Regions from separate parts of the Homo sapiens genome. Here region 2 is linked to region 1. A link is a loop called in an ENCODE intact Hi-C map of the cell type or tissue named here. Cell type or tissue: PC-3. All regions are shown on one strand. Links, peaks and the distances in the headings refer to the core of each region. The heading gives the core; the rest is flanking DNA. Region 1 has its middle 15 kb from the start of RTP4. Region 2 has its middle 37 kb from the start of RTP4.

The links. A loop is a pair of places that touch in the nucleus more often than their neighbours do. Peaks named below come from ENCODE experiments on the same cell type or tissue, not always from the same donor. Only the 100,000 strongest peaks of a DNase experiment are listed, where the experiment ranks them.
Region 2: a loop joins it to region 1, with 10 times the contacts of the local background. A loop is called at or near these places in 4 of 110 quality-filtered maps.

Annotation. Positions count from the first base shown.
Region 1 is chr3:187,345,300-187,361,768 of GRCh38, reverse strand. No RefSeq gene overlaps it. Among named protein-coding and RNA genes, the nearest start is that of RTP4, 15 kb to the left of the region's middle. RefSeq lists enhancers at 635-1,204, 1,205-1,775. In PC-3, for the core only: no CTCF peak of the experiment used is centred there; no DNase peak of the experiment used is centred there; H3K4me3 peaks cover 659 bases; H3K27ac peaks cover 697 bases; H3K27me3 peaks cover 851 bases.
Region 2 is chr3:187,396,874-187,413,342 of GRCh38, reverse strand. No RefSeq gene overlaps it. Among named protein-coding and RNA genes, the nearest start is that of RTP4, 37 kb to the right of the region's middle. In PC-3, for the core only: no CTCF peak of the experiment used is centred there; a DNase peak (open chromatin) is centred at 9,442; H3K4me3 peaks cover 478 bases; H3K27ac peaks cover 1,828 bases.

The DNA of each region.
Region 1 (16,469 bases), core at 4,971-12,970:
GTTCCATTTATTACTTGCTGGCTTTGTAATAGTTAACAGCTAAGTTACAAGTAAAAACTTGGATGCTATTCCCAGAGTTAGCCCATGGGAAAAGCAATGAACTTAAAATTAGAAGAAGACAAAGTTATCAATTCCACTTCCAATACTTACTGAATTACTTAATCTCTGTGAATCTTAATGTCCTTGGCTGTAAAATGGAAATAATACTCATTCCATTAGATTTAATGATGTATATACTAATATGACATATACATGGACAGTAATAAAAAAATAGATAGGGTTATTTCGAAAAAGAAAGACTATGAAGTGGCATAAGTTAATAGGACTTAAATGGAATACAACATTTGAACTCATTATTTAATGAATGAGAAAGAGATAGGGCTCACATATGGAAAGGAAAGAGATATTTAGAACAAGAATCTAGAAAGTGTCTGTGTCTGTGCGTTCAGGAGAAGAAAAGCAAAAGATAAAATGAATAAGATTTGGAGCACTTTATCTCTTCGAATGCACCTTTATACCCATATCTATATGGTTTCTACAATAACCCAATGGTTTATGTCCTTTATCAAGAAATGTTTCAGAATGGATGCATCTAATGGAGCTTTGTAAAATATAGATACCCAGGTCCACCTCTGGAAATTGATTCCACAGGTATGGGGTGGGACTTGTATTATTTAAAAGCTTCAATAATGATACTGAAATACTCCTGGATAAAAATCACTATAAATAGAAAATATGAAGCTCGAGAAGTTTGACTGACTTGCCAAGATCTCACTTTATGAGTAGCAGAGGTACAATGTGAAACAAGATGCTTTAACTACCACTTGTGTGCTTTCTTCCGTGGTGAAAATCTGGAAGGCAGGGTCAGCCTCTGAGTCTATTCATTATGGCTGAGTTGACCTGGCACTGGAAAGCAGCTTGCTGTCTGATGGATGGAGTCCAGGAGACAGCCACAGTCATTATGTATGAATTTAATTAACAGCAGAGGACATTGAAAGCAAGGGAGGAGAGCTGTGAGAAACAGAGGCAGATCATTTGGGGCTATTACAATGCAAAGCTGAGGCGAGGCCACACAGCCTGCCAATTATAATGCCAATATGTAGTAACTTGACTTTTTACCTCTGCAGTCTCAGTCTGGGCATGAGAATGCAGCTCGGGCCTCAGTGAGACCCCTGTATCCCCTCTTGATGGCAGTGAGAATTTTACGCCTGTGCAAAGAGCAGCCAGGAGCCCAGGAAATGAGAAGGAAACAAACAAGCCCACCCAGGGGTGGTTTGATGAGTGTGTTAAAGGACTCCTGATTTTCACCTCAACGCAGATGTTTTGCAAACATTCAGACTCCTTTCCCCCAGGACAGTTCACAGGATTCACACTGTAGTAGTTTCAGAATTTGACCTAAAGTCTTCCACTGAAGTTATTGATTCTCCTGAGTTCCTTCTGATGGGTCATTTTCACAGCCTGTTTTGTGTACCTCTCTGCGGGGCACTCTTTTGTTCTCAGCCACAGGATCACAGATTTGGTTTTTCATTGTTGTTGGGGCAAAGAGGTTGATTCCCTCTTTCTCTGCCAGCCCTTCAGACAGAGATTTTCTTTTTTCATTTTCATATTTAAAAATCCAGATACAGGCTGGCCCTATGAGCTTCAGTTTTGAGGTATCAGTCGCATACATCAAGAATGTAGAGAGGGATCAGTGTCAGTGCATCCTACTGCTTCAGAACAAAACCCACCGTGCACAGGACGGGCTCTGAAGACGGCGAGGCTGGGAGATCACAGATGATGAATGTTGCTCAGGGCAGCAGCCACTATTGCACACTTTTCTCTCCTTGTGCTTCCCTTACAGCCCCAGGATTTATAATGCTCTGTCTTATCCAATTTTGGTCACAGCCTGATGGATGTCATAAGGCTGTAAATACTCTGAGGTTTTACTTTTCTATGTATGTTTTCTCCTACTTTGTATTTGCTATAATCCATGTCATCCAATAATGGATTAATTTTTAGATCCGCTTTTTGTTCTTGCTAAGCTCCTGAGATTTGGAAGATGAATATTGATAGTATGAATATGTGAAACTGAGCTGAAAAATTATTCTGGCACAAATATATAGGGAGAACAAAATGCAGTATTGTCCCAGGGAATCTGATAAACACAAAGAGAACCAGATTAGAGATAAGAGGACCTGGATTTAAATCCAACCTGTGCCACTAGTCAATTGCCATGATCTGGATGAGCTGCTTCACCTCCCTTTCTGTATAATAAAGCACTGGACCAGGTAGTCTCCAAGTTCGGTTCCAGTTCTGTCATTGTATGGATGGATCAGGGCTCTGGTTCTCCATTAGGAAATGCAAAGAGTCTTCCCAGATCTCAACTTGGTGATGTTGACAGCACCAGGCTGTCCCAAATGTGCAGTGGAGTGATGAACTTGAGCATAGTCCTCCTGAAGGCCAGAGACCTGCCTCCTGGTAGAGCTTACTTTCCCTAGAAGAAAGCAGAGACTTGAGGTGAAGCTGGAAGAGGGAAGGGTGATAGGGTAGATGGGACTGGTCGCCTTGAGGAAGGGAAGTTGCACTAGAATCTTGGCTACTTGATAATACCAAATAAAGATGTTCAATGTGCAAGAGGAAGCAGTTTTATCCCCAGTGGCTCCAAGGGGCTGAACTACATGCAGGAGACAAGAGCCTCAAGGAGAGTAGCTGTTTCAGCATGAATACACACAACCATCATTCCAAGCTGTGGGAAACTATGTAGGTTACCCCACTCACTGCTCTCTCCAGCTCCCTCTCCCAAGTGGTAGCCCAGGAATTTTGATATAGCATAAAGAAGGCCAGGTTAAGAATTAAACACTTGGATTCAAATCCAAGCTCTGCCAGGACTGGGTTGTAGTGACTGGGTGGAGTGACCACATGGTGAGGATATTGAGTAGTTCAGCATCAAATGTCAGCTGGGGAAGATGACTCTAAGGCCTCTTCCAGTCTTAGATTTATGAAAATCTTTGGGTATCTCTCCTTCTTTCCCTGAAATCAAAACTAAAATATGGAAGAAATTGGCATGACTCTGCTTGGTCTGGTGCCAGTCAAACTCTTGGTATAAGTAGGTTAAGTGAGCATTTGTTCACAAAAAGATGGTAAAATCTAGGCTACTACTTCTCCATAGCTTCCTCTAACCCTCACATCAATGAGCACACAATGATTTATATTCATTTGTAGCCTTCTGAAATGTTTTCATTCTTCTCTGTAATTTCCTTAAGTGCAAGTATTAGACAGATTTGAAATATAACAAGTACTATTGAGTCTAGCATTATGGATAAAATCCAATTGAGAATTGAAACAAAGCAAGACATTACTTAGAATCTGCACTTAAGCAAAGAGGCATGATATACATTTATTCTGCCAAGACAAGTCAGGTTTGATGAAGAAAATCCATCCTACACTCCTGACCCCATTCATTTTCAGTGCCCTTCACCTCCATTTATGTAAGTCAGCCAGTTTCATGGCCACATACTAGACCTTGTCATATTCCAAGCTATCTATCTGTCTAACCACATCCAGCTCTCCAATTCAGCTACTTCCACCAAGTCCAGTATTAGACCTTGCAAATCCCTGACCTCTCCATCCATCAGTGCTCTGCTGCCTTTACCTCCTTCTCTCTCTAGTTTAAAAAAATGTAGTTCGACACTAGGAATTGTCCCATATTGCTTGTAAAAATCTCAACCTAGGATTAATCTACTCCCCACTTTATTCAAGCCTGCTGAGTGCTGTTAGGAAAACACACACACACACACACACACACACACATACACACATACATTCATGGCATTGCACATTTATGTTCCCCTATCTCAGTAGAGCCTTCCGTATGGTCCATAAATCTCTCTGCTTTCTTTTTTCCCACTTTACTACAGCTATTTCAAACTGTGTCCACTATCCACAAAATTTCAACTCTGCTGTTTCACTGGCTTACTCTCAGGAAATGACCTTACCTCCTTCACAGAGAAAGCTGAAATCTTCAAATGAGAATTTCCTAAAGTTTATGCCACCAAACCTATAAACTCTCTGTGTTCTGTACCCATGTTTTTATCCTTTGCTCCTACTTGGATAGTAGAAGCATCCTTCAATCTATGTTGAATAATGACTTCAGTGCTTCCCCCAAATCTTGACATTTTAATTTCCCCTGCTCTGTGTATCTAATTTTTTGTTGTTGGCCCCTTCCACTCAGCGCTTAAACATGTTAAAGTAAGTCTTTCTTGTCTCAAATGACCCCAACCTTAACCCTGTATCCCCTTCCCACTATCATTGATCTCCCTGTCATAACCACATTTCTCAAGTGAGCTGCTTACACTCATCACTCTGCTTCCTTCCCTTTCAGCTACTTCTCAACACACCCCCTCTGATTTCTGTCCCCAATACACCACTAAAGCCCATCTCAACATAGTCGCCTTCAAACTCCTTGTTGCTAAGTCCACTAGGTGATTCTCCATCTTCCTAGTGTATACTATAAATTGTATATTGTGGCCTATTTGAAATCATCTTTCTTTGACTTCTGTCATACTGCACAGTCCTGGTTTTGTTTGGTTTTGTTTATTTCCTCAAGTTGCCTGCCACTTTCTAAATAGCCTTTGGATTCTTTCTTCTATGCCTGTTAGTGTTCTTCCGAGTTCTGCCTTCTTATCTCATGCCACACTCCTCTTAGGCGGTGGCACGCATTCCCATGTACAATTGCATTATATATCCTGATGCCCAATACACAGCCCCAATCTCTCCAGAGTTTCCTGATCTTATCCTCAGTTACTCCCTAAAAGTCTCCACTTTGATTTTGAAAATGACAAAATCCAATTTGTCATTTTCTCCCTCAAACCAGCTCCTTCACCTTTATCTGCTGTGTCAGCCAAGGGCCTTATTGCCATCACCTACTAGCACAGCCAGAAGCCTGGATCCCAAGCTGCTCCTCTTTCTCCTTCTTTTTCTGAACATTGAATCAAACAAATCACCATACCCTGAGAATTCTTCTTAGTGAATTAATATCTTTTAAATCCTTCCATTCCCTCTGCTAGCACACTACTTAGGTCACCATTATCTCTGTCCTCCCTGATTCTCTAATCTGTTTTCTAAGCTGTACACAAAGTGACGTTTTGGGTATTCAGTGGCAATTTCATCATGCCAATCCCTCAATTAATACCATTGTTTCTTCTTTAGAGCAAGGCCAAACTTCTCAACTTTACCCCATAACTCTTCATGGCCTGGTCTCTTACCTCTTCAGACCAAGGTTTTTCAACTTTGGCACTCCTGACATTTTGGGCCGAATAATTCCTTGTTGGGGAGGTTGTCCTGTGCGTTGTAGGCTGTTTAACAGCATCCATGGCCTCTACCCACTAGATGTCAGTAACACCACCATGCCAATTGTGATAATTAAAAATGTCTCCAGACATTGCCAAATGTTCTGTGGAGGGCAAAATTCACCCTGGTTGAGATTTACCACGTTAAACTAATTTATCACTACATCCTACACCCTATATGTTTGAAGTTCTAGCCATACTTAACTTTCCTCTACTCTGCTAAGGAACCATTTTCATTTTTTAAAAAATGTGTAATAGTTTTATTGAGATATAATTCACATAGCATACTATCCATTCATTTAAAGTATACAATTCAATGGCTTGTAGTATAATCACAAAGGGGGACAACCATCACCACAATCCATTTAAGAACATTTTATTAACCAAACAGAAACATTATACCCATTGGCAGTCACTCAGTTTTTCTCCAATTCCCCCAACCCTAGGCAATCACCAGTCTACTTTCTGTCTGTGTAGATTTGCCTCTTATGGACGTTTCATATCACATAATACATGGTCTTTTGTGGTTGGCTTCTTTCACTTGGCATAATGTTTTCAAGGTTCAGCCATGTTGTAACATATGTCATTACTTCATTACTTTTTATTGTTGAGTAGTATTCTCTACAATTCTCTACTTTGTACATCATTGCAGTCTCTACATGGAGGTTTGTTCTTACTTTATGGACACTGAATTTTTTTCTCTTTCATTCAAACATTGCTCTTATATTTGTTATATCACTGTCCTTGTACACTGCCAACCCACAGTCTCTACTCTAAGTTCTAGAAGCACAGGTGTATTATGAGTGGCTTCAACAGGCCAATTTAGAAGCCATCTTGCTGTGATCTCATATTAATAATTGGGTTTCTCCTGAATGAAGTCTTTCTTAATCCTCTTTCTCTATCAACCTCCATTCCTCACTTCTCTTTTCATCCTTGCAGTTGAGTTTGGTAAGGTCAGAACTTTTGGGTTGTTACTATAGTGCCCTGTGCATATTTTTATCAAAGCATCACATCATCTGATACCTGTCTTTCTCACTAGTCTAAACATTTTGAAGGCAGAAACTATATGTTACTACTAATATATCCAGTACCTGACACATTGTCTGGCGCAAGTTAAGCATTTAAATAAATTTTTTGTAGAAACAAAGAAAGGAAGGAAGGAAGGTAGAAGGAAGGAGGAAGGAAGGAAAGAAGGAAGGAAGGAGAGAGAAAGAAGAAGAAAGAAGGAAGGAAGGCAGAAAGGGAGGAAGGAAGGAAGAGAAAGAAAGAGAGAGAGAGGGAGGGAGGGAGAGAGGGAGGGAGGGAGGGAGGGAATTAGTCCTTTGATAACCTGCTTTGTATTGTGATTTTCTTGGATGCAGGCCTGGCTTGGTGCTGGTCAGGCTTCCCAGAGCTGGAGTCTTGCCTTTTCACAAAATATGGAAGTGGCAACAAGAACTTCCTGTCAGTCTCTGTGACGACCTGCCCAAGTCACTGATGGCTGCCTTGCCTGGCTTTTATCTTAGATGTACACATGACCACTTCTCCTGGATTCCATGTTGGTGCTCTTCCCATGGACTCACTGACTGAGCTGCTGTCTCTCAATGTTCGTGGTTCTTTTCTGAGCTTGTGTGTGAGCATGTCTCTTGAGCCAGCTGGAAGCTCAATGCAGGCAGGGCAGGGGAAGCAGACAAGCTCATTTAGGAAGCTGGATCCACTGCTGCGGAGGTCAGGGAGTAAACATGGCGGCCTCCAATGGGAGACACTAAAGAGTAGATTCTTTCTTACTCGTTGTTGATTGAGGCAGTATGGAAAGATTTGTTTTGTTTTATATGTAGGTTTAATTTTATTTTTTATGTAACAAACAAAGCCCTGTTTGAAGTGTTTTACAAATGTTAACTTGCTCAATCTTCATAACAACTTCACGGGGTAGCTGCCATTTTTATTATCCCTGTCGAAATACTTTGTGCACACAGCTGATAAGTGGAAGAGCCAGGATTCCAAACCAGATAGTTTAACTCTAGAACCTTGCTTTACTGCCTCTCTCATTGCTGGGCCTTCCCACATGAGCTCTCCTTGTCTGGAGGCTCCTTCAGCATCTCTTTACCTGGCCCATGCCGACCTGCCCTTGAAGTATTACTCAGTATTCTCCTCTAATAAATAAGCTTTTTCTGCTTCCCCAGGCCTAGATTTGGTGCCTGCTCTATGTGCTTCCGTAGCACCCAGGGCATCTTGTATAACAATTTCACACTACAAACCTATTGACTTGACTGATCTCTTCTATGACTTAAACTCTTTAAGAGCAGGAACATTTCTTTGGCTGGTACACATTGCACTCTCACGCTCAGTAATGAAACACAGTTGACCCTTGAACAGCACAGGTTTGAAGTGAGTGGGTCCACTTATACATGGGTTTTCTTCACCTCTGCCACCCCTGAGACAAGACAGCAAGACCAACTTCTCCCCCTCAGTCCACGCAATGTGAAGATGACAAGGATGCAGACCTTTATGATCATCCACTTTTACTTAACGAATAGTAAATCTATTTTCTCTTCCTTATGATTTTCTCAGAAACATTTTGTTTTATCTAGCTTACTTTATTGTAAAAATATAATAAATAATATATATAATACAAAATACATGTTAGTAGGCTGGTTATGTTATCAGTAAGGCCTCCAGTCAACAATGTGCTATTAGGAGTTAAGTTTTGGGGGAGTCAGAAGTCGTACACAGATGTTTAACTGTGTGGTGGGGGCGGGTTGGTGCCCCTAACCCCCACATTGTTCAAGGGTCAACTGTACCTGGCAAGTAGTACATGCTAAAAAAAATTGCTTACATATATAAGTAAATCTAAATATTCCTATTTTAATATTAAAGTATAATGTCATTCTATAAATGCCCATTAGCCTCCCTGCTCCCCACTCATTGAGTTTGACTTAACAGAGTATCAAAGTAAAATAAAAATAACGGGTAAGAGGTTTTCCCAACTTTGCTCTCAAAACTGAATCACACTATTTAAACAAACTACATGATTAATATAGTAGATTCACAAAAGTAAATAAATCTATCCCTGTGTATCTCTACCACTTGCGCACTTGGCTAATTCTGAGAACACACTTAGAAGAGGCATTAAAAACCTGAATATATTACGGATGACTATCCCTTAGCCATTTAACCCTTTCACCTGGGTAGCAGCTGTGTGGCGGAGCAGGAAATAGTGAATTAACGCCACCTCAGCCCTGGAGGCAGCGGCAATGCCAATATGAGTATAAGCCAATTAGTGAGACCTCATGCTTCTTCAATAACAAGGAGTTCAGGTATTGCAGTCTGACCCAGTCAGTCCCATCTCCTACTGGGTCATGTGCTGTGCAGACGTGAACTGTGGGAACTGCTGCAAATTTTTTGTCTCCTTAAGGGAGGTCTGGCTTGGGGTGAAGACATCTGGAAAGCAGAGAACAAAGACTAAAAGAAACTTGGTCCTTGACAACCTCATTAGGCTATGAGGAAAAAGTCCTGTAGCGTTCAGCTTATCTCAGTGAACTGAGTGCTCATTCCCTTTATTGCCTAGACTTGTTTGGATTAGGTTTCCTGGTCCATGCACCGTGAAGGGAGTGCCAGCACACTGGAGCACGCCCGAGGACATATGAGCCGGGTGGCATGGAACTCTGAGGGTCAGCAAATGAGGCCACTGCCCCAGCTAGCTCTCAGATCACATGAAACATGGGAAAGGAAAGAAGCCTGAGCAGAGAATTCCAAGACCCTGACCATCATTTTCTCGAGCCTTCTGCCTACCCTTGTCAGGCTTCAGGAATGCAGACAGGCAAAGAAGAACTGCTGTATATCCAAACCTATTCAGCCCCTCCTTGTCTAGACCTAAAAATTTAAAAGGTCCACAAATAGTTCTTGAGCGATTCAGGCTCAACATCCAATACTGGGAAGGACAGGCTTCTGAAATCAGAGAACTTCATATTAAATAAAATTACTAGGGAATAGAGAGAACATTTCATTTGGATTCTGAGAATCTTAAATAAATATTTCTTTTAAAATGACATCATGCAGTTTTAAAGACTGCAAACAAAGAATATCACCAACAAAATTCAAACGGCAAAGGGGCACTAAATATCATGGAAAACCAAAGCAGGAGGGCAAAAGTTCAAAAACGTCTCCCAAAATCAAAGAAAAGAGAGAAGGTGGTGAACCATTGAAAAACAAAGATGTAAAGAACAAATGCAGAAGATCCCATTTAGGTATACAAAAAATATGGTAGGAGAAAAGTGCAAATTGAGGAGAAACAATTAAAGAAGAAAAAAAATGTTTCTGAGTCAAAAAAGACATGTTCGGGTTTGAAAGGACTTCATAAGAAGCAATCAAAATTAATCAATAGAGTTTTCTACATACACATACTCTGGTAAGTTTTAAGTTTTTTTAGATTGGTTGGGTGAGGTGTCTTACATGTATCCAGGCAGGGATGGGAGGAAATGGCTTACCTACAAAGCAACAAAAATTAGGTTGGCTTCAGGTCCTTTCTCATTAATATTAAATTCCAGCAAATATGATGCAACTTTTGCAGAGTTTAAAGGAAAAATATTCGAGTCTGAAAAATCTATCAAGTTATTTTCACTTGCAAAATGGAAAGAAAAAAAGGATCCTTAACAAGTAGAAACTCAATATATATATCTGCGCTTCCCAGAAACCTTATTAAAATTGTGCTCTAAAAGATAATTAAAATAAATACTCTAGGATGGGAATGTCTTTAGTGCTGCCATATTTAACATACATTTTGCTTTTAGTATCTAACTTTTTTTAACCATATTTAAACTTTCTTACTATTCTGCATACAATGTTAAATCCTAATATGTAACCTCCACAAAGCAGGGAGTTTGGCTTGTTTTTGTTCACTTCCACACCAAAACCAGAAAACCATACAGAATTGGTCCTTAAGAAATGTATGTTGAAGGAATGAATGAACTAACCAGAAATGAGTGCTAAATCAAGTATAATGCCTTTCCCCACATGATTTTTCTTTTTAAATAATTAATATTCTCATTTATATTCATAGACTTCCTAGTACTGAGCCATAACCTAGGAGTGAGCACATAACTCACTCCTGGCCAATTAGAGCACCAGATTTTCTGGCCACAGTGAATGGTTTAGTGATGGCATGGGAACTAAGCCGGACCAGTGAGATGCCACTATGGGGACTTGTGCTGGAGTTGCCAACAGAGAGATGCTCTCCTTCTGCTGGAGTACCAAGCTAATAGAATGTCAGCTTGTACCTAGACAGCTTGCCACAGCCAGGTGAAAATGTGCTTGAGAATGAAACCAGTACAAAGGGAAGCTTTAAGTACTTGTTTCCAGCATGCCGAAGAACATTCTGCCATATCTTTTGGTAATATGAACAAATCAGCTCCCTTTTTTTCTTAAGTCACTTTGACATGATTTCATTTACCACTTATAAATTAGAATTTTCTATATGTTTATGTTTTGTGCTCTCATCAAGTTTTAGCATCAGACATATCAATGCTAGCCCCATAAAAAGATGTAGGCAGATTTTCATATTGTTTGCATTCTTGGAACATGTTGGAAAGCAAATAACGCATACCTCCTTCCACCTTTATTTACAACACATTGAAAGATAGACACTGACCTGGGGGAAATTAAAATACCATACACCCTTTATTACCTGCAAAGATGGCCTGAAGGACATGAGCTCTGCGGACAAAGTGGGATCCTCCTAACAGAACTTTCCAGGCAACTGGAAGGTTCTGGAGAACCACAGCCTCTCCCACTGCCACCCCTACACCCACATACACAGGGTGGGGAGGGGTGGAGAGCCTTGTCTGGAGTCAGTTTTGGTTTTCTAATTTTCCTAAAGAATTCTGTATTTTGTTTAGATTTTCATCTAGTTATACTTTCCTCATTTCTAATGCTTTATATTTTTATTTTCTCCCTTCATTCAAGGCCCAAATTCCAAAGGACTTGCCTTTTTTTTTTTTTTTTTTTTTTTTTTTTGAGACAGAGTCTTGCTGTGTCAGCCGGGCTAGAGTGCAGTGGCATGATCTCAGTTCACTGCAACCTCCGTCTCCCAGGCTCAAGCAATTCTCCTGCCTCAGCCTCCCGAGTAGCTGGGATTACAGGTGTGTGCCACCACGCCCTGCTAATTTTTGTTTTTTTAGTAGAGACAGAGTTTCACCATGTTGGCCAGGCTGGTCTTGAACTCCTGATCTCAGGTAATCTGCCCGCCTCGGCCTCCCAAAGTGCTGGGATTACAGACGTGAGCCACTGCACCAGGCTGGACCTGCGTATTTTATTTATCTTTTTGAAGAATCGCCCCTTTTATCCATTAATTGTATTTTTTCATTTTTAGCATTCAGAGTCATTAATTTATGCTTTTATTTAATTAATTGTATAATTTTATATATGCATCTATATGGCTTATTTTGTTAACTTTTCTGTATTGAATTGAAGGCCTGGTTGTTATTTTGGGCCTTTTGAATTTAAATGTATGAATAGTGCTTATGCTTAGTACCAGCCCATACTTTTGCTGTATACTGTTCTTATTTTTGTTGATTTTTATATCTCAGAATATAGTTTTGATTTGATTTACAATTTTTTAAAGAAATTTGAGATTTTACTTGTTTAGTTTTTGTTTTTTTCAGTAGGTCTCAGTTTTGATCTAGCATTTATGTGGATCTAGCTTGATTGTGTGATAGTCCTAGAATGCAGTACACATTTTTTTTCCTGCTTCTATGGGCATATAATATACATTCTTTATAAGGTACCATATGCTAGATTATCTAGTAAATTCATCCTATTAATTATGTGACTAAACTCATTAATATTCTATTTTTGGTCTATTTGGTCAATTAAATTTAAAGACAAGGTGTTTAAAAACTCTTTTTTGTACAGAAAAATTGGAATGAATAAAAATTATTTAATTCTAGTGAGTCAAATTTTATTCTTATATCTAAGAACTGTGCTTTCTATATCTAGCAATACATTGTTTAAAGTGCATATAAGTTTATGACAAATATGGTCTTGATGTTTTAAATCAAATAGAAAATATTATCTTTTTCCATTTTTACTCCTGGCCTCAAAATTTATTTTTGAAATGTTTTTACATGTGTGTTTATTCATTTATGTTTGTTTTTGTTGTTGTTGTTTCTAGACGGAGTCTCGCTCTGTCACCAGGCTGCAGTGCAGTGGCGTGATCTCAGCTCGCTGCAACCTCCGCCTCCCAGGTTCAAATGATCCTCCTGCCTCAGCCTCCCAAGTAGCTGGGACTGCAGGCACGTGCCACCATGCCCAGCTAATTTTTGTTATTTTTAGTAGAAATGGTGTTTCACCATGTTGGCCAGGATGGCGATCTCTTGACCTCGTGAACCGCCCACCTTGGCCTCCCAAAGTGCTAGGATTACAGGCATGAGCCTCCACGCCCAGCCTATTTATTTTATTATATGCTTTTATGAGGCAAAATGTGATTTTTTTATATACGTGTACATTGTGGAGTGATTAAATCAAGCTAATGAACATATCCATCATGTGACATGCTTATTTTTTATGGTGAGAACTTCACAATTTTCAAGTATACAGTACATTATTATTAAATATAGTCACTAGGCTGTACAACTGATCTCCAGAATTGACACCTTCCATCTAATTGAAACTTGGCACCCTTTGACCAACATCTCCCCTTCACCACCCCACTCCTGCTGCCCCAGCCTCTAGTAATCGCCATTCTATTCTCTGCTTCTATGGGTTCAACTTTTTTTAGATTCCACACACAATTGGGAAATAGTCTCTTCAATAAACAGTGTTGGGAAAACTGAATATCCACATGCAGAAAAATGAATTTGGACCCTTATTTTATCCTATATATAAAAGTCAACTGAAAATGGAGTAAGGACTTAAATATCAGCCCTAAAACTATAAAACTTCTAGAAAAAAAGTAGGATAAAAGCTGCTTGTCATCGGCTTCAGCAAAAATCTTTTGGATGTGACTCTAAAAGCACAGGCAACAAAAGCAAAAGTGGACAAATGAAATTGCATCAAACTAAAAAGCTTACACATACCAAAGGAAACAACAGAGTAAAGAGACCAACTCTAGAATGGGGGGAAATATTTCCAAACTATGTAACTGATAAGAGGTTAATAGCCAGAATATATAAAGAACTCAAACAATTCAATAGGACGAAAGAAACCCAATTTAAAAATGAACAAAGGACATAAATAGATATTTCTCAAAAGAAGACATTCAAATAGCCAACAGGTATATGAAAAAAAATGTTCAACATCACTAATCATCAGGAAAATGCAAATTAAAACTACAATAAGATATTACCTCACACTTGTTTAAATGGTTTATATCAAAAAGACAAAAGATAACAAGTGTTGGTGAGATGTGGAGAAAAGGGAATACTTGTACACTGTTAGTGGGAATATAAATTACTATAATCATTATGGAAAACAGTGGAGGTGTTTCTCAAAATAGAACTACATATGATCCCACTACTGGCTATATATCCAAAGGAAATGAAATCAGTATGTCAAAGACATAACTCCACACTCATGTTCATTGCAGCATTATTCACAATAGTCAGATGTGAAATCACCCTAAGTGTCCATCAGTGGATGAAAAGATAAACAAACTGTTGTACCTCTATCCACTGAATACTATTTGGCCTTAGAAAAACCTGTCCTTTGTGGCTGGGCACGGTGGCTCATGCCTGTTATGCCAGCACTTTGGGAGGCCAAGGCGGGTGGATCACAAAGTCAGGAGTTCAAGACCAGCCTGGCCAAGATGGTGAAACCCCATCTCTACTAAAAATACAAACATTAGCCGGGCAGGGTGTCACCCACCTGTAATCCCAGATACTCAGGAGGCTGATGCAGAGAATTGCTTAAACCCAGGAGGTGGAGGTTGCAGTGAGCTGACATCGCGCCACTGCACTCCAGCCTGGGCGACAGAGTGAGACTCCCTCCATCTCAGAAAAAAAAAAAAAAAAAAAAAAAAACAAGAAAAATATGTCATTTGCAACAATATAGATGAACATGGAGAACATTATGCTAAGTGAAATAAACCAGCCATAGAAAGAAAACATTTGGGTTTTATGGTTTGTTTGGTTATAAAATATTTGATTACAAAATATAGCATACAGAAAAAGATGCATAAAACGTAAATGTGTGACTTAAAGAAGACTCATCTGTTCACTACCCAGGCCCAGTAACAGAATGTAGAATATGATGGAACTCTAAAAGCCAACAGTTCTTTTCAATCTTACCCTCAAGTATTAACCACTCTCGTGACTTTTATAGGAATTGTCTCCTTTCTCTTCTTCATATATCATCCACCAAAGTGTGTATTCCTTACTTCAAGGTTTAGATTTGCCTTTATTAAATTTACACTATAAAAATTATTTAGTATAAATTTGTTGTTTTACTTCTTTTGCTCAGTATTATCTTTTAAAGATTTACTTGCCTTTTGGGGAGCTATAGCTTTTTGGGTTGTTGATGATGCTTTATACTATTCCATGGTTTAAATATATGTTAATTTATTTTTCTCTTCCACTATTGTCTGCCATTTGGGTTATTTCCACTTTGGGGCTATTTCATATAGTGCTGCCATGAATATTCTTAAACAAATTTCTTGTGCATACATTTACATTGATTACACAACAATAAGTAGATTGTATTGTATGATACACATACTGTGTATCATCAAATTTGGGATTTGCCAAATATTGTACAAAGGGATTGTATCTATTTATAAGTCCCACAGACATGTATGAGTTTCTGTTGGCTCACATTCTCAGTGATACATGATTAGTCTTTTTGACGATAATGATTCTGGTGACTATATAGTGATACGTTCCAGTGGTTCTAATTGTGCATCCCTGAGATTACTAATGAAAGCGGTGCTTTTTCACATGTTAATTTCCCATTAAGTTTTCTCTTTTGTGCAATGTCTGTTCAAAATTCTTGGTAACTCTTGGGTTGTCAGCCATTTTCTTATTTATTTGTTTTTTGAATTATATTTTCTTCATACGAATCCCTTGTTGTAAAAATCTTCTCCCACTCTATGGCTTGTTTTTTCACCCTCAATAATATCTTTTGATTAACAAAATTTCTTCATTTTAATATACTCAAACTTCTCATTCTTTTATGGAAAAGAAATGTGTGTTTTTCGTGTCTTTTTAAATTAACTTTATAGGCCGGGCCCTCTGGCTCACACACCTGTAATCCCAGCACTTTGGGAGGCCGAGGCGGGTGGATCACCAGAGATCAGGAGTTCGAGACCAGCCTGACCAACATGGAGAAACTCTGTCTCTACTAAAAATACAAAATTAGCCAGGTGTGGTGGCACATGCCTGTAATCCCAACTACTCGGGATGCTGAGGCAGGAGAATTGCTTGAACCCGGGAGGCGAAGGTGGCGGTAAGCTGAGATCTCACCATTGCACTCCAGCCTAGGAAACAAGAGTGAAACTCTGCCTCAAGAAAAAAAAAATAAACAAACAAACAAACAAACAAATAAATAAATAAATAAATATTTACTGGAAATAGAAATTCTTCTATTTTATCTTATAAAAATATGTATTTTTTTGTTAAGTCTGTCACACTTAGGTCTCAAATCTCTTGAAATTAGTTTTTGCACGTGTTGTGAGATAGGGATCAAGCTTAGTATCTTTTACTTAGATAAAAAAAATACCCTTTCTCTACTGCTCTGCATTATGACCTATATCACATATCAAGTACTTATCTCTGCTGGAGTCTGTCTGTGGCTTCTCTAGTCAAGTTCATTGACTACATCCTTGTGCTGATATTATAGTGTTTTAATCACTGTGATTTTATAATGTCTTCATACCTTATATAGCATGGCTTCCTACCTTGGTTTCTTCTTAAAAGTATTCTGGGTATTTGACTTTTTAAATTTCCATATAAATTTCATAATCAGCTGAAGTTCCTTTGGGAAATTTGGGAAAAAAAGAATTCTTTGGGATTTTGATTGATATTGCATTGAATTTTCAGTATAATCTAAAAGAAGTGTCATATTTACAACACTATCTTCCAGTCCATGAGGAGTGTGTTATATCACTCCATTTAGTTTGTTCTTCTTTAATGTCTCTCAGAAATATTCTGCTCATCTTAAGAGAGACCTTGCACA
Region 2 (16,469 bases), core at 5,754-13,753, 51 kb before region 1:
CTGCATTCTTCACGTAGTTCTCGAGCCTTGGTTTTCAGCTCCATCAGCTCCTTTAAGCACTTCTCTGTTTTGATTATTCTAGTTATACATTCTTCTAAATTTTTTTCAAAGTTTTCAACTTCTTTGCCTTTGGTTTGAATGTCTTCCCGTAGCTCAGAGTAATTTGATCGTCTGAAGCCTTCTTCTCTCAGCTCGTCAAAGTCATTCTCCGTCCAGCTTTGTTCCGTTGCTGGTGAGGAGCTGCGTTCCTTTGGAGGAGGAGAGGCACTCTGCTTTTTAGAGTTTCCAGTTTTTCTGTTCTGTTTTTTCCCCATCTTTGTGGTTTTATCTACTTTTGGTCTTTGATGATGGTGATGTACAGATGGGTTTTTGGTGTGGATGTCCTTTCTGTTTGTTAGTTTTCCTTCTAACAGACAGGACCCTCAGCTGCAGGTCTGTTGGAGTGCCCTGCAGTGTGAGGTGTCAGTGTGCCCCTGCTGGAGGGTGCCTCCCAGTTAGGCTGCTCAGTGGTCAGGGGTCAGGGACCCACTTGAGGAGGCAGTCTGTCCGTTCTCAGATCTCCAGCTGCGAACTGGGAGAACCACTGCTCTCTTCAAAGCTGTCAGACAGGGACATTTAAGTCTGCAGAGGTTACTGCTGTCTTTTTGTTTGTCTGTGCCCTGCCCCCAGAGGTGGAGCCTACAGAGGCAGGCAGGCCTCCTTGAGCTGTGGTGGGCTCCACCCAGTTCGAGCTTCCCGCTGCTTTGTTTACCTAAGCAAGCCTCAGCAATGGCGGGCGCCCCTCCCCCAGCCTCGCTGCCGCCTTGCAGTTTGATCTCAGACTGCTGTGCTAGCAATCAGCGAGACTCCGTGGGCGTAGGACCCTCCGAGCCAGGTGTGGGATATAGTCTCGTGGTGCGCCGTTTCTTAAGCCGGTCTGAAAAGCGCAATATTCGGGTGGGAGTGACCCGATTTTCCAGGTGCCGTCCGTCACCCCTTTCTTTGATTAGGAAAGGGAACTCCCTGACCCCTTGTGCTTCCCGTGTGAGGCAATGCCTCGCCCTGCTTCGGCTCGCGCACGGTGCGCGCACCCACTGACCTGCGCCCACTCTCTGGCACTCCCCAGTGAGATGAACCCGGTACCTCAGATGGAAATGCAGAAATCACCCGTCTTCTGCGTCGCTCAGGCTGGGAGCTGCAGACCGGAGCTGTTCCTATTCGGCCATCTTGGCTCCTCCCCAAATTGGTACTTATTAATCATTGTGAAATTTCCCTCCTTATCTCTGGTGATACTGAAATGTTCTGTATGTACTTTGTTTTATATTAACAGAACCTCTCCAGTTTTCTTATGATTAATATTTCCTTGTTTGTCTTTTTCTATCTTTTAACTTTAACTTATATATTTTATATATTTATATATTATATAATTTATATATTTTATATATTTATATTTAACATATGTCTTTTATATTTAATATGTGTCTTTTGTAAACAGCATATAGTTAGCTATTTCCTTTTTTTTGTAGAGTCAGGGTCTTGCTTTCTTTCTCAGGCTGGTCTCAAAATCCTGGCCTCATGTGATCCTTCTGCCTCAGTCTCCCAAAGTACTGCAATGGCAGATATGAGTCACCCTGCATGGCTGGTGTTTCCTTTTTAATCAAATCTTAAAATCTTTTTTTGACTGGATTTTTTGGTCTATTTATATTTAATGTAATTATTATGTGGAGTATTACTGTGCCAATTTGATATTCACTTTCTAATTTTTGGCTCTGTTCTTCATGATTTTCTCCCTACTTTTCTGCCTGTTTTTGAACCAACTAAATACTTTCTATTATTTTATTTTATCTTTCCTTTTGGTTTATTAGCCATCCCTCTGCTTTATTTCTCAGAGGTAATTTTAGGGTTCATAATACACATCTTTAGCTTATCACTGTCAACCTTCAAATAATATATATTACTTCATATATAAATACTCTTTAACACTCTATCTCCATTTCAGCCCTATCTTTTGTGCTGTTGTTATGTGTTTTACTTGTTCATGTGCTGTGAACCCTATAATACATTATTTTTTCTTTTTAAATAGTTGTCTTTTAAAAACTTTAAGAGTTGAGAAAAAATTTAAATACATACATGTATTTACCATTTCTGGCTCTCTCAGTTTTGTTTTTTGTTTTTTGTGTTTTTTTTTTTTGAGACAGAGTCTTGCTCTGTCGCCCAGGCTGGAGTGCAGTGGCTCAACTCACTACAGCCTCCACTTTGTGGGCTCTAGCAATTCTCCTGCCTCAGCTCCCCAGGTAGCTGGGATTACAGGCACATGCCACCACGCCCAGCTATTTTTTGTATTTTTAGTAGCGATGGGGTTTCACCATGTTGGCCAGGCTGGTCTCGAACTCCTGACTTCAAATGATCTGCCCGTCTCAGCCTCCCAAAGTGCTAGGATTACAGGCATGAGCCACTGCGCCTGGCTCCATTTCTGGCTCTTTTTATTCTTTTATGTAGCTCTCAGCCCAAAGGAAGATGTGCTAGCCGCAAAGTCTCTCAGCTTTTCGTCTATCTGAAAATACTGTATTTTGCCTTCATTTTTACAACATTTTCTTTGGATGTGATTTCTAAGTTGACAGGTTTTCTTGCCACCACATCAGATGTTCCAATTTTCTCTGATTTGAGTAGTTTCTGATAAGAAATCAGTGATAATAGATAATTGAGAACAACTCATAATCAGTTGTTCTCATGTTTGTTTTTGATATGTCTTTTCTTATTCCCTCTGGCTGCTTTTAACATTTTTTTATTATTAATTTTACATATTACTGGTTTACATCAATTGGATTATAACATACTATGGACTAGTTTTCTTTGTGTCTATCTTGCTTGAAGTACACTGAATTTCTTGTAGCCATGGATTTATATTGTTCATGTTATTTAAAAGGTTTCAACCATTATTTCTGTAAATATTTTTCCCCACTTCAACTTCTCTTTTGTCTCCTCCTGGTATTCCAGTTACACACTTACTAGACTCCTTTATATTGTCCCAGAGCTCACAGAGATGCTATTCACTTCCCTCAGCATTTTATTTTTTGTGACATCCTCCCATTTATATAATTTATATTCTTCTATCTTAACCTCTCTTATGGACTGTCTAATCTGCTATTAACCTCTCTTATCGACTGTCTAATCTGCTATTAAACTCATCTCATAATTTTTTCCTTTTAAATATTACATCTTTCAATTCTAGAATTTCCATTTTATTATGCTACATTTCCCTTTATTCAGATTCCCTATTTGTTCTCTCACTATGCTTATGCTATCCTTTAAATTCTTGAATATAATTATAACAGTTGTTTTCAAATTCTTATTTACTAATTTTATCACCTTTCCCATTTCTTTATTTCTATTTTTCTGACTTTTCTATAGTTATGGATCACATATTTATGTTCATTTACATATGTAGTAAATTTGATTGTACAGTTGATATTGTAAAAATTACATTTTTGGAGAATTTTCTCTTCTTTCATAATAGAATTTTGTGTTTTGTTCCATTCGGCATTGAATTTGCTCAAGGATTAACATGTTCCTTTTGAGATTTATTCATAAACTTTTAAAGACTAGAATTATGTCTACCTTAGGGTTCTACTAATTCTATTCCTAAAGTATTGCTTTTCTATAAGTTTTATTGCATATCTGGGATGTTTAGCAAAATGTCTCCACTCTGGCAGATCAGAATGCAATCATCTTCTAGCCCTGTGCAAACTCTGGGGTTTGTTTAGCTCACAGTTCCCCAGTATTTTTTCCCTCTGGTAAATGCTTCTAGCATAGCTTTATGAAATTTTTCTGTGTATATACACAGGCTAATACTCAGCCAAAGACTCAAGGGGCTCCCTATGCAGATTTCTGGAGTTCCTTCTCTACTCAGCTTCCTTTTCCCTCTTATCCTGTTTCCAGAAACTCCAACTGTTTCAGTAGTCTTAAATTCTGGCCTTTATCTTTTTTAGCTCAGTGAGGCAACTGTGATGTTTTGGCTTTTTTTTCACTGCCCTACAGTCCAAAAGTGCCTTCAGGCAGAAAGCCACGGTTATTGTGGGGATTATCTTGTTTGTTTCCCAGCTCTCAGAGAGCACAGTCTTCCACTACCTTTGGTTCAACATCAGAAAACAGTTATATTATTTATCCAGGCTTATGATTGTTTACTACAAGAAGGCTAGTGCACTTCATCATGGCAAGAAACTAAAGTTCTAACAAATATTTAATGTATGACTACTTGGTACAAGTGCTGTGTTCATCTTTGAGCTTTGCAGACAAATGGTACCTCTCAGGCCTCACGTAGTACAGTACCTTGTGGGAAAGACACCCAGATAATTAAATTCAATGATTTCAGAGAAGTTTTAATAGAGGAATGTATTCAGTGACATAGAGATTGAGAGGAGAGACATTTAACTGTCTGAAGAAGTCAGCACAGGATTCCTAGAGGAAATGGAATTTTGCAGGGAATTTTTATTTTGCCAGTTGGAAAATAGAAAGATACCTTAAGCACGTGCACAAAAGAATGAAAGTGACTATGTGTCTCTGGAGGAAGGGGATATAGTAAGATGCACTAGGTCACTATTGTATAGATTACATAAGGGTGGAGAAAAACTGTTAAACCTGAAAAATAAGGTCCAGACCATGCAAGTCCATTAATGTCACGTTATATAGACAATTTTAGCCTGTATGGGAACATAACAGCATAATGATTAAAAGCAAGGTTTCTGTGAGTTCCAGTCCATGACGTTATAGCTGGGACTTTGGGTACATTTATAATAAACTTCATGGACCCTTTTGATTTGTTTTTTTTTAATAGGATAATATTAGGACCTGTCTTCTTATCCTATTGATGGTTACTTTAGCTAACGTCTGTTAAGCACTTAGCCCAGTGTCTGGCATTTAAGTACTCAAAATTGGTAGCTGCATATGTCATTGTTACTATTTGTGCCAAAAAATGTAGCCAGAGTTGGTTTGTGAGATGCTTTGTTTTGTGACTAGGTATGTATTTTCATTCAACCTTGTTGTCTGAATGAGGGATAAATCGCATGTAGGAGAATGATTTAAAGAAGGCTAGAAAAGGCAGAATATGGAATGTGCTGGAAGGTATGCTCAGTAGAGATCAAGAAGGTCGATCTTCTGTGTGTGGAAATGGCATGGTAAGGGTGGAAAGCAGTGCCTATTTGCCTTGACCCTTTTGAGGTGTGTTTTACCTGCATTTGCTCTACAGCAGAGATGCCCAATGATGGGAGGTGATACTGAGACACTGAAATCTCATTGCCAGGTGTGATAAGCTCATATATTCATTTAAGAATGTTACAAAAATGGTGATAGCATTTTTTCTATTTGTGGAAGATTGTACTTTTTTAAATGGCCATAATACTATCTCTAATCCCAGATATTTGTCTTATAATGTAATGTTGACCTGAAGCAAGTAAGTCTGGGTGGGTTTGCTATGGGAGCAGGAGTGAGTTCTGTGACTTGAGCTGAGGACACCTGAGTCCAAGTGACCTTAGTCTGAATCATAAAAGATGATACAGGTGACATCAGGTTTTCTTGAGATACTTGCTCTTGAAACCCAACTACCTTGACATGAGAAAGCAAAGAGACTATAGAAAGAGGCTATGTATAGGTTTTGTGAGTGACAGTCACAGCTGTGGTCCCACAATCAGTATCAACAATAACTAGAACACCATTTTATATTTTTTCTCTTTAATAATTACTAAGCATACCACCACCAGTACTTAAAATCCTCAGTTATTAAAAAGGGACCCTAAACTCACAAAAATGTAAAGACTGACCGAGCTAGAAATTTTAACTGAAAAAGTGTAGCAGAGGTCGTTGTACCAAGGATATTGTTTAGTTTATTCTCATTAAACACTATTTGCTGCCTATAAGAAACTGAAAAGAGTTTGCTGAAACTGGATTCTATCTCCCATAGCGATTATTTTGACAATGTATTTGCCTTTTACCCATGATAATGCATTTATTTTCTACTGAGGCATCATTTGTTTTTAAAAACAAGAAAATTATGCCTCTCTTGATGTAGACAAAGCCAGGTGAGTTTAAGTAATTGGGGGAAAAGGCGTCACTTAAAATTATTTCTGCCAATTTGTCTCTTTTTCTTTCGCCTCCACACTTCCTCCACATGGCTCCTGGCACACACTCTCAAATGTGGTCATAGCAGTTGTCAATAACAACCAAACATTAGGCTTTGTGTGGAGAAAAAGACTGAAAAAAAAATTGGAGCTGGAAACACCTCTAGTGGTTTGTTCCATTCTCCTTGAGGTTGATTCATGCGAAGACAGCTCTGCTGTTCATGGTTTGGGATAACATCAGATCTCCAAACAGCCTGAAAAATGTTATTAAGGCCTTACACATAGGAAAGGACTGTGCAAGCTATTGAGGCACCAAAGACAGATGTAGCGAACATTAAAAAAATAATAATAATAAACACCAGGACACACTGATCCAATGGATGGACTGAGAGTGGGGCAAATCATTTTAATCTAAGACTTGTGGTCTGTTGCTCTAACAGAAAAGAGTGGAGAAAGTGTTCTAACAGCAGCTTGATTATCCTGATCCATTTAGAGTCTATCCCACCCCCATTCCAACAAACAGCATATCTCCATCAAACTGGCCAGATTCAACTTTTTTTTTCATTTCTACCTACATGCCGATACCGCTTCCTGTGACATACAGCGTTTTTTTTAATCCATTAGTTCTTTTTCTTATATCAACTGAATTCTTATATTTAAATATCACTTTATTCAATTTGTATTCATATCTCAGAAATTCTTATGTAGCTCTTCATCTACATCCTTCTATAATTGACCACTACACAAAGACCTAGAAATTGTTCCTCCAAAAGGGAGATAAGATGTTTAATAAGTGCTTATTGATGATTAATCACTGAAATGGAAGTAGTGGTCTGCTGTTATGTTTTAAAACAACTGATAAGAATAAATGGCTTAATACAGAGCTAATTTTGTAGGGAGCCTAAAAATATAATTAAACTGAGAAATTTGTCCCAGAAAAGGGCACAGGAGCACAGGGTATATAATTCTAATTATAATTTCAGGAAGTTCATGGACTTCAGGTCAAGAACCCCTGTCTATGGCAATTCTGTGTGGAGCATGAGCTAACTTGTTAGTATTCAGAATCAATCACCATTTATTACAAGATTACTATACGTCAGGCACTGAGCTAGGCACTCCTACTTTTACTTCAGCATAATCCTGATATAGACCAGAAGTGTTCTTCCTTCTCTTCTGTTTTCCCCATGACAACTATTAACATTTCAAAAACAGAGTGTTCTTCCAATGAGTGTATTTTGGGAAAGGCTAATGTAGCCAAATTCTTATTTTAAAGGTAAGAAAGCTAAAGCCCAGAGAGAAGTAACACGCCTAAACTCAAATGGTGAGTTGTTACAGATGGGAGCTAGGGTCCAGGTCTGTCTCCTAGGCCTGAGCTCTTCAACTACATACCTCTACCATGAGAGGACTCGAGCCCAATGAATGACAAATTACCATAGTTCAGGTTACACCAGAAACTCACCTTGAAACAAAGATACAATAGCAAAGCAGTTTATTTGGGTGGTGAAAGAAACACTGGTGAAAGAAGGGGAAAATGAGACAGGGAAGGCAGTCGACATGGGGTTTATTATCAAATCATCTATTACTGTGGATGACTGGAGCTGAATCCTGTAGAGGAAACCCTGGAGAACAGTGTTGGGCACACACCTTAGAGTTATCCCATATAAAGGATGAGGGAGCTCCAGTATTTATACACCTACTGCAGGAAGTTACAGGTTGAGTGTTATTTGGGGGATGCAGGTGGGTTGCACTTCCAGCCTCCTTCATGATGGGCTTCAGTGGCCAAAGAAGACTCTTAATTAAAGAAATGTAGATGCTGGCAGCTGCAAGTCACTGGACATATACAGGAGATGGGAGAATATAGACAGGCCACTGATAATGGCTGCTACATGTGCATATCCACGTTACATTGTCAGATCTGTGAGCCAGTGCATGGTGTATTACGTGGGAATTGGGAGACCCAATTTCTCGCTTAATATGTTTAAGCTCTGTTTGGAAATCCATAACTGAACACAACTTAGAGACCCAGGGAAGTGCTTCTGAAGCCAGCAGCCGAGATAACAAAAGATTTATAAAGCAGGCCAAGTTGGTTGATGGCTCTGGGTTTATTTAGCCTACAGAAGGGAAAGTTGAAACAGAGCTTAATTAAAATCCACTGAATCTAATCTCTTTGTAAATTCTGTTAATTCTATATCCACAGTGACTTTCTTTTTCACCCCTCAAGCCCTTGTCTAAGCTGTCAATATTTATCACCCATATCGTCATTTTCTTGACTTTTAGATTGAATGCTCTTTTTTCTAAAAAAAAAAAAAAAAAAAAAAACAAAGCACACAAACACATGCACATAACAAAAGCAACAACAACAAATATTTTGTGATATCCCATTTAGTATCTGGATATAAAAATCATAGATAATGTAATCTATAAACATATCATTTCACAGACTGCAATATAATGCCCCGAACTTAATACATGAAGAAATAAAGGGAAGTAATTTGTAAAAAATAATAACATTTTAGCAATGCAATTGCTGGAGCACATCACACTCGAGTACCTGAGCAAGTAGTGAAATGCTTGCACTTCTTCACAGAATCAGATTGCATGCCATAGCTACAAATGCACAAACGTAACAGCACAGGTGTGTTACAATGGAATTCAAATGCCATTAGCAGTGTGAGTATACATATAAAATAGAGTTAAATGCTAGGGTCAGACTAGCATATGTATATATATATGTGTGTGTGTGTATATATATGTATATATATGTGTGTGCGTGTATATATATGTATATATATATATATATAGAGAGAGAGAGAGAGAGAGAGAGAGAGTTAAATACTAGAATTAAAAAAATTACCATAGTTCGGGTTACACCAGAAACTCACCTTGAAACAAAGATACAATAGCAAAGCAGTTTATTTGAGAGGTAAAAGAAGCACTGGTGAAGGAAGACTAGTATAAAAAGGTCAGACTAGTATATATGCCAGGTCAGACTAGTATAAAAAAGATTATTTAACTTTCACATGGAATGCAGGACACTTCTTAGTTGTTTGGAGCTGTCCTTTGCAATGCAAAAGGTCTGTCATTCCTGGCTCTTGTCCACTAATAACAGTAGCAAATCAAATGATCCCATTAAATTTTAAAACATGCCCCGTGACCAGTATTAGTTCCAGTGAGAAGCACTGACTCATTACAATAAAATCTTCTGATGGAAACAACATGTGATGTTAAAAACAAAGAAGTCTATAGATCCTAAAGTCCGTAAGTAAAGCAAAGCCAATGTTCCAGTAACTGCTCTGAGAAGCTGTGATATGCTCTGGGTTGCACAGAAACGTGGGAGACTATCAAGGCCCCTCCCATAGTTCATTCTCTCCCAGTGATTCAGGTAGTGAGTCAGCTAGTAGCGGTGTTCACAAAAACTTGGAAGTTCCTAGTCCACATGTTTGTGTGACCTCTCTGTAGCCTCTGTGTCTAGGTTCTTGAGTATACAATGCACTGTGGACTGTTTGTGGCTTGGTGCAATCAGAAGTCATGGAAGATGGATAGAATAAATAGAAAGGGTGGTAATGGAATTGTCAAACCACAAGATTGACAACTTCTTCTTCTGGGAAGGGTCCCAAGCAACAGTCCTCCAGGTTCCTCAGGTTAGGTGATGCTGAGGAAAGCCAAAGAGCACCTGACACCATCTCCTAGTTCTTGGTACCTGTTAGCATATGCCTTTCATCAGTCTTTGTCAAACATATCCATCCAAGTCCCTGGATGGCCAAGGAGAATGAATAGAGATACCTCTCACAGGGGTGGGAAGAAGATGTGAAGTGGAGGGCAGGAGGTGAAGGAAGCCTAGAAATGTAGGTTAAATTAGCCTGCTGAAAACATAAAATGTCTTTAGAATCTCATGCTTTATCTTTCGTTATTTATTTATTTATTTGAGTCAGTAGTTCATTGCTGCCCAGGCTAGAGTGCAGTGGTGCAATCATAGCTCACTGCAGCCCACAACTTCTGGGCTCAAGTGATCCTCCCACCTCAGCCTCCGGACTACCTAGGACTACAGGCACACTCCACCATGCATGGCTAATTTTTTTAAACAAATTTGTAGAAACAGTGCTCACTATGTTGCCCAGGCTAGTCACAAACTCCTGGGCTTAAGCAATCATCTCTTTGTGGCCTCCCAAAGCACTGGGTCTACAGGTGTGAGCCACCACAACCCAGCCTCATGCTTTATCTTTAAAAATTTATTATTTTTATATTCCATAGTACATCAATGTTTGTTTTTTATACATATTTTGGTTTTGTGTGTAGGTCTCTGGGTTTGTGTATATATACATAATCTAACTAACTAAAGCAGGTTTGATCAAAACTAACACTTCAGAAATAAATGTTATCTTTCTCCTATGGCTTCAAGTTACCACCAGTGGGTGCAAACATTTTCACTTAAAAGGTGTCGAGCTTATTGTTATTTGAACATAGGGTATTTTAGGTCCTTTCTAGATCCCTGTAGCTCTTCAAGGTACTGGAGTAATGATGGTGCATAGGGAGGATGGATTTAGCAGGAGAAAAATCTACACTTTCTGATATATATATATATATGTGTGTGTGTATATATATATACGTGTATATATATGTGTGTATATATACACGTATATATATATGTGTACACGTATATATATATGCATATATATGTATATATATATGCGTATATATGTATATATATGCGTATATATATGTATATATATGCGTATATATATGTATATATATATATGCGTATATATATGTATATATATGCGTATATATATATGTATATATATATGCGTATATATATGTATATATATATGCGTATATATATATGTATATATATGCACACATACATATTTTTATATATAGAGAGAGTATATATATATATATATACACACACACACAGTCTTTTGTGTCTGGCTACTTTTACTCAGTGTAATGCTTTTTAGATTAATCTATGCTTTTTTTATATATCTGCAGTGCATTCTTTTTTATTTCTGAGTAGTATTTTACCATATATATGTATTAAAATTGTTTATTTATACCTTCTCCTGCTAATACATATTTAGATTGTTACCAGTTTTTAATCTAGCATAAATAATAATTCTGTGAAGATTTGTATACAAGCATTTTTATGGACACATGTTTTAATTGCTCTTGGATAACTGCCCAGAAGTGGAATTGCAGACGCCACAAGGCTCCGTTAGGAAAGCAGGATCATGGTGGTGCTGCTGGCGTTTTGTTTGAACACCTATCTAGTGACGGCTCATGTACCATCACCTTCCCTATTTCATGAAAGAGATTGTGTATAATCATTATTATTTCTTCCTTAGATGTTTGAAATTATTCACCAGAGATGTCATCTGGGCTGGGATTTTTCCTTCTGAAGCATTTTTAGTTACAAATAAAATTATTTTTAGATAGACTATTTGGAATTTCTATTTTCTCTTGTCAGTTTTAGTCATGTGTGTTTTTCAAAGGATTCTTCCATTTCCTATCAGAAGTTAAATTTATTGGCATAAAGCTATTTATAATAGACCTTATTATTCTTTTAGTGACTGTAAAATTTGTAATCATGTTCCCTTTTTTGTTCTTGATATAAATAATTTGTGTCTTCTCCCTTGTTTTCTTGGTGTGTTTAAATAGAAGTTATTAGTTTTATTGTTCTTTTTTAAAAAATCAGCTTTTGGTTTCATTTATTTTCTCTGCTATTTGTACATTTTCTATTTGGCTGATTTCTGCTATTATCTCTACTATTTTATTATTTCCACTCACTTGAAATTTTATTGTCTCACCTTTTTGTGGCAGATTAACATGTAAGTTTAAATCATCGATTTGACTTTTCATTACTTTCTGACATAATCATTTGAAGTTATACGTCTTCTAGGTACTGTTTTAATTATGTCCCACACATTTGTTTTTATTTTCATTCAGTTCAAAATATTTTTAAATTCCCCTTGTGATTTCTTTTTTAACCTGAGTTACTTACAGCTATGTTGTTTATTTTTAGATCCCTTTTTGTTTTTAATTTCTAATTTAATTCTGTAAAAGCAGAGAACATATTCTTTATTATTTCAATCTTTCACAATGTGTTGACTTTAATAAATTAAAGGATTCACTTTGTTTGTGTTCCTATTCCCAGTAATTACGATCTTGTGATGTCTATTATCCAATGTCTGAAAATGGTTTTTTCCTCATATATTTTGCCCAGTTTTTTACTTGTTTACAGTGGCAGTGCAAGTGCTGCACCAGCTACTTCATGATGATGCAAAGCATCCCTGACTTACTAAATCTGGCTCCTAGTGATTAATTTCCTTTACTGTCATCCATTCAGGTCTTAACACAGACGTCATTTTCTCTTAGAGGTCTCTCCTGACTGCTCACCTCGCTGAAATCTTGGTTAGAACTCTCTTTCATGTCTTTTTTTCTTCAGCATGCACAGTATTTACTCCTTACATAGCACATATCCTACACTGTTGTATTTGCCTGCTACTTTTTCACTTCCCTCCAATAAAGAATACACATTTTATATACATATTAGTTTGAGCCATATAAAATTTTTGCTATTTGACCATTTTTGAGATACAAAATGGAAGGTTTCCCCTGATTCAAACTAACATGTATACAAAAAATTATTATTTATACATACACAGAGAAGTGGTGGGATCTCAAATAGCACTGGTCTCTTATAACATGTTATTAATGGGAGAGTTCTCCTTTATAGTAATCCTTTCCCGGAACTTTTGAAAGTGGCCCTACCACATTCTCTAATTCTTATTAGAATTACAGAGACTGTTATGAGGATCAAATGAGATCATGTATACAGAGTGCTTTAAAAAGTGCTGGGCCCATGATATGTGCCCAATAAGTTTAGTTGCGACGGCTATTTCATTGGTGTTTTTATGCGGTGGTTGCTTCAACTAGGCCTTGTCTTTGTTGGATGCCAGTCAAGTTCCTCAGACTGTGGCTCTCCATGATGTCCCTGCCTCGAGGCAGCCCTTCTGGACCTCTTTTCAGCCTTTCCTGCAGCTCCCTACTTTTGGTTAACCCTGAGGAAAGGGAGTCCCTTCTTTTATGACAATGATCAGTTACCCTGGGCTTCAGGTTCGTTGGGAAAATCCTTGCACTTGATCCCTTAATCTCTCCTAGAAGTGTCTCAGGTCTCTAGAATCAGCATTTTTACCAGCTTCTCTCAGCCCTGAGGTGGAGAGGGGGCTTTATCTCAGGCACATGTACTAGCACTTTTATGCTTTTCATTTTAAATCTCTTCAGCAATGTTTGGCTTTCTTGACCAGAGTTTCTAGACTGAGCTCTGGGTGTCCTAGAAATAATGTTCTTCCGATGGCAGGAGCCACTGTCCCAGAGACCTGGTGTTTCTGTTACTGCTCCTGAAAGAAGCTCCCAGGGATGGAAGGTAGAAGTGGCATCACTGTCCCGCCTCAACCTTCAGTTGAACAATGGTGAAGAGGGCCCATGTCGGGAGGTCTTAAAATCTCATTCTTGGCTACCCACTTGGCCAAGCCCTGCTCCCTGCATAGACTCCAGTTTCCTCATATGTTCAAAGTCCTTTTAGTTCTCAGGTTCTCAGGTTCCATGACCTGCTTGAGTTTATTTTGAAATGTATTTTAGGGATTTCTATACCTAAGAAATTGGGGAAATCCTTTATTTCTCAACCACTTTTTTCTTGTACAACACAAACTCTAGTAGCTTTTTAGCTGAAGTTTCCCTCCCCTCCCCCTTAAGTGGATGCTTAATTAATTACTTAGGAAAGAGCCTTGTGCCCTCAACTTAACAGCAGGGAATGGACCTTAATTCTAGAAGAACTTTGCATCCTCCCTCAATCGTGTGAGCGAACATGTCAGCTCCCACCTTAAGGGTACCACTTTTCAATAATAACTTGGAGGATAATGGTTCTTAGCCACCTACCCACATCAGAGTGTTGCCAATACACAATATTTAAAAGGCACTCTAGAGTAGTGCTTCTTAATGATAACTGAGTGGAAAATGGCAGTAATCACAGGTGCATATACATTTGTAGGCTGTATTAGCCATGGTCCTTTGGAGGCAGTAGGAGCTGCTGAGTTGATGGGGAAATTGTAGGCATGTGGGCTCAGGTTCCATAAGGAGCAATTACAGCACTGACTGCAGAGCCATTGTGGGAGGAAACTGACATATGTAATTGAAGAGCATAATATGATAAGTCAATGGTGTAAAAAGGAGAGAAAAGCATGAAATCCACAACAGCAAGATGGCAAAGAAATGCCTTGTTTTAGATTATTTTGTGTCCTGTTTCCCTGTCTATAAGGAAGGACCCTATAGAAATCAGGACAGGACTGAATCCTAACTTTGCCTTTTACTAGTGGTACTATCTTGGGCAAATCACTTACCCTCCCTTAGGGTTAGTTCCTTCCTCTGTGAAAACTAGAGTAGTAACGCTTTGCAAAATCATCCCAAGGAGTAAAGGAACTGGCATATGTAAAAAGCAGCTTGTGATGACACTTTAAGTCAGCAAAAATATTTTCTGAGTGCTTATTGTATGCCAGGCACTGTACTAGCCATAAAGGAAATTCAAACAAAAGTGAGACAATTCCTGCCTTTCAGGAGAATAGAAGCTACTGGATGAGACAGACATAATTACTCAAGATCAGAAGGTAAACTTTTGGTTTATCCTGAGAAAATCCAGCTCATTTTAAAACATTTTTTTCAGATACTTTAAAGATTTGTCTGCTCCCATTTTATTGTTAAAAAGGATCAATTCCATAATCAAGTAACAGTGGATTTATCTGCATATTTCATTCAAGGACATCACTGTGTTACCATTTTAGCAACAACTATCATAATCATGAACTAATCTATTTGTAGTGCCATCCATGATTCTGAGGGTTTGAGAATACCCCTTTTTAAAAATTCAATAATTAAACTGAATTGTCAAGTAAAGCCAATGTTCTACATTGTATTATTCATAAGCAGTAGCCATCTAAAATGAGAGGTGGATCCAAGAAAACTCAAGATTAGATTTGAGAGTGTAGAGAACAAGCCATTGAAGGATGGAGATTCCCTGGGCCCAAAATAATCAATTTGGATTCCCCTAACTCTTCACAAATCTTGGTCAACCTTCTTGACTGTGGAGAATGTGAGAGGAAGTGCCTGAGGTTCTTAATTGAATAACATTGCTATGTTCTTGTCTCCTTTATAAGCATTGTCACTTTGGGTCCTGTCAGTCTTTCTAAGCAATCAAACACTGTTTAAATGCTGCCACTGATGCAGTCCCAGAATGGAACCAATCCATATGTCCACCAACTGGTGAATGTAAAAACAAGCATATCATATGCATACAACAGAATACTCTTCAGCAATTGAAAGAAACAAATTACTGATAAATGATAAGTGAAAGAAACCAGACACAGCAAACCACACATTGTATACTTCCATTGATACAGCCTTTTCAGAAAAGGCAAACCTATAGAGACAGAAAGCAGATCAGTGGTGGCTGGGGGTTAGCTGTGGGAATGGGAATTGATCACAAGTTGTTATGAGGGACCTTTTGGATGATAGAAATGTTCTAAAGTGGATTGTGGTGATGACTGTACAACTGTGTAAATTTACTAGAAATAACTCAACTGTGCACTTAGGATGGGTGGATTCTATGTTACATGTTTTATATCTCAATAAAGCTGATTTTAAAAGAAAGCATTTTAAAAAACAATTGTGCCTTGGAGGCAAATAAAAACATATTGTGGATGGAAAAGAAACACAGTTATGATAATTGCCAAGGAACCAATGTTTGGCATATTATTAACTGCTCTACTCTGCAGAAGTTGAATGCTCAGAATTCAACTTGAGCCCAATTCCCAATATGTCTGGGAATATGACCTTCTCAGGGGCCTCCTGCTTGACCAATCGTCTCTTAGCTTTGTCAGCTTTCAGCACACAGAATGTCAATACAGGAAGGCGCATAAAGTACCAGGGCTTCAGAGCCTGATAAACTTTGGTTTGAACTCTGGCTTTGTCATTTACCAACTGTGTGATGTGGGGCATATAATTTGAGTTCTCCAACTTTTGGCTCTTTCACTCATAAATTGAGACTAATAATTCATCTGTACTGGGCCAGTTATGAGGATTATATAAGATCATTCCAATTAGCTATTGCTGTTTGACAAACGAACCCCAACTCAATGGATAAAAACAAACATTTTATTACATCTAATGATTCTGTGGGTCATGAACTTAGGACGGGCTTGTTTGGACAATCTGTGTGTGATCCACAGGGTGTCAGCTGGGGCAGTGTGTGCTTGGATCTACTTCCAAGATATTTTCCTTACTCCTGTGGGGCTCCTTCATGACCCTTGTGCTCTTTCTCCACATGGC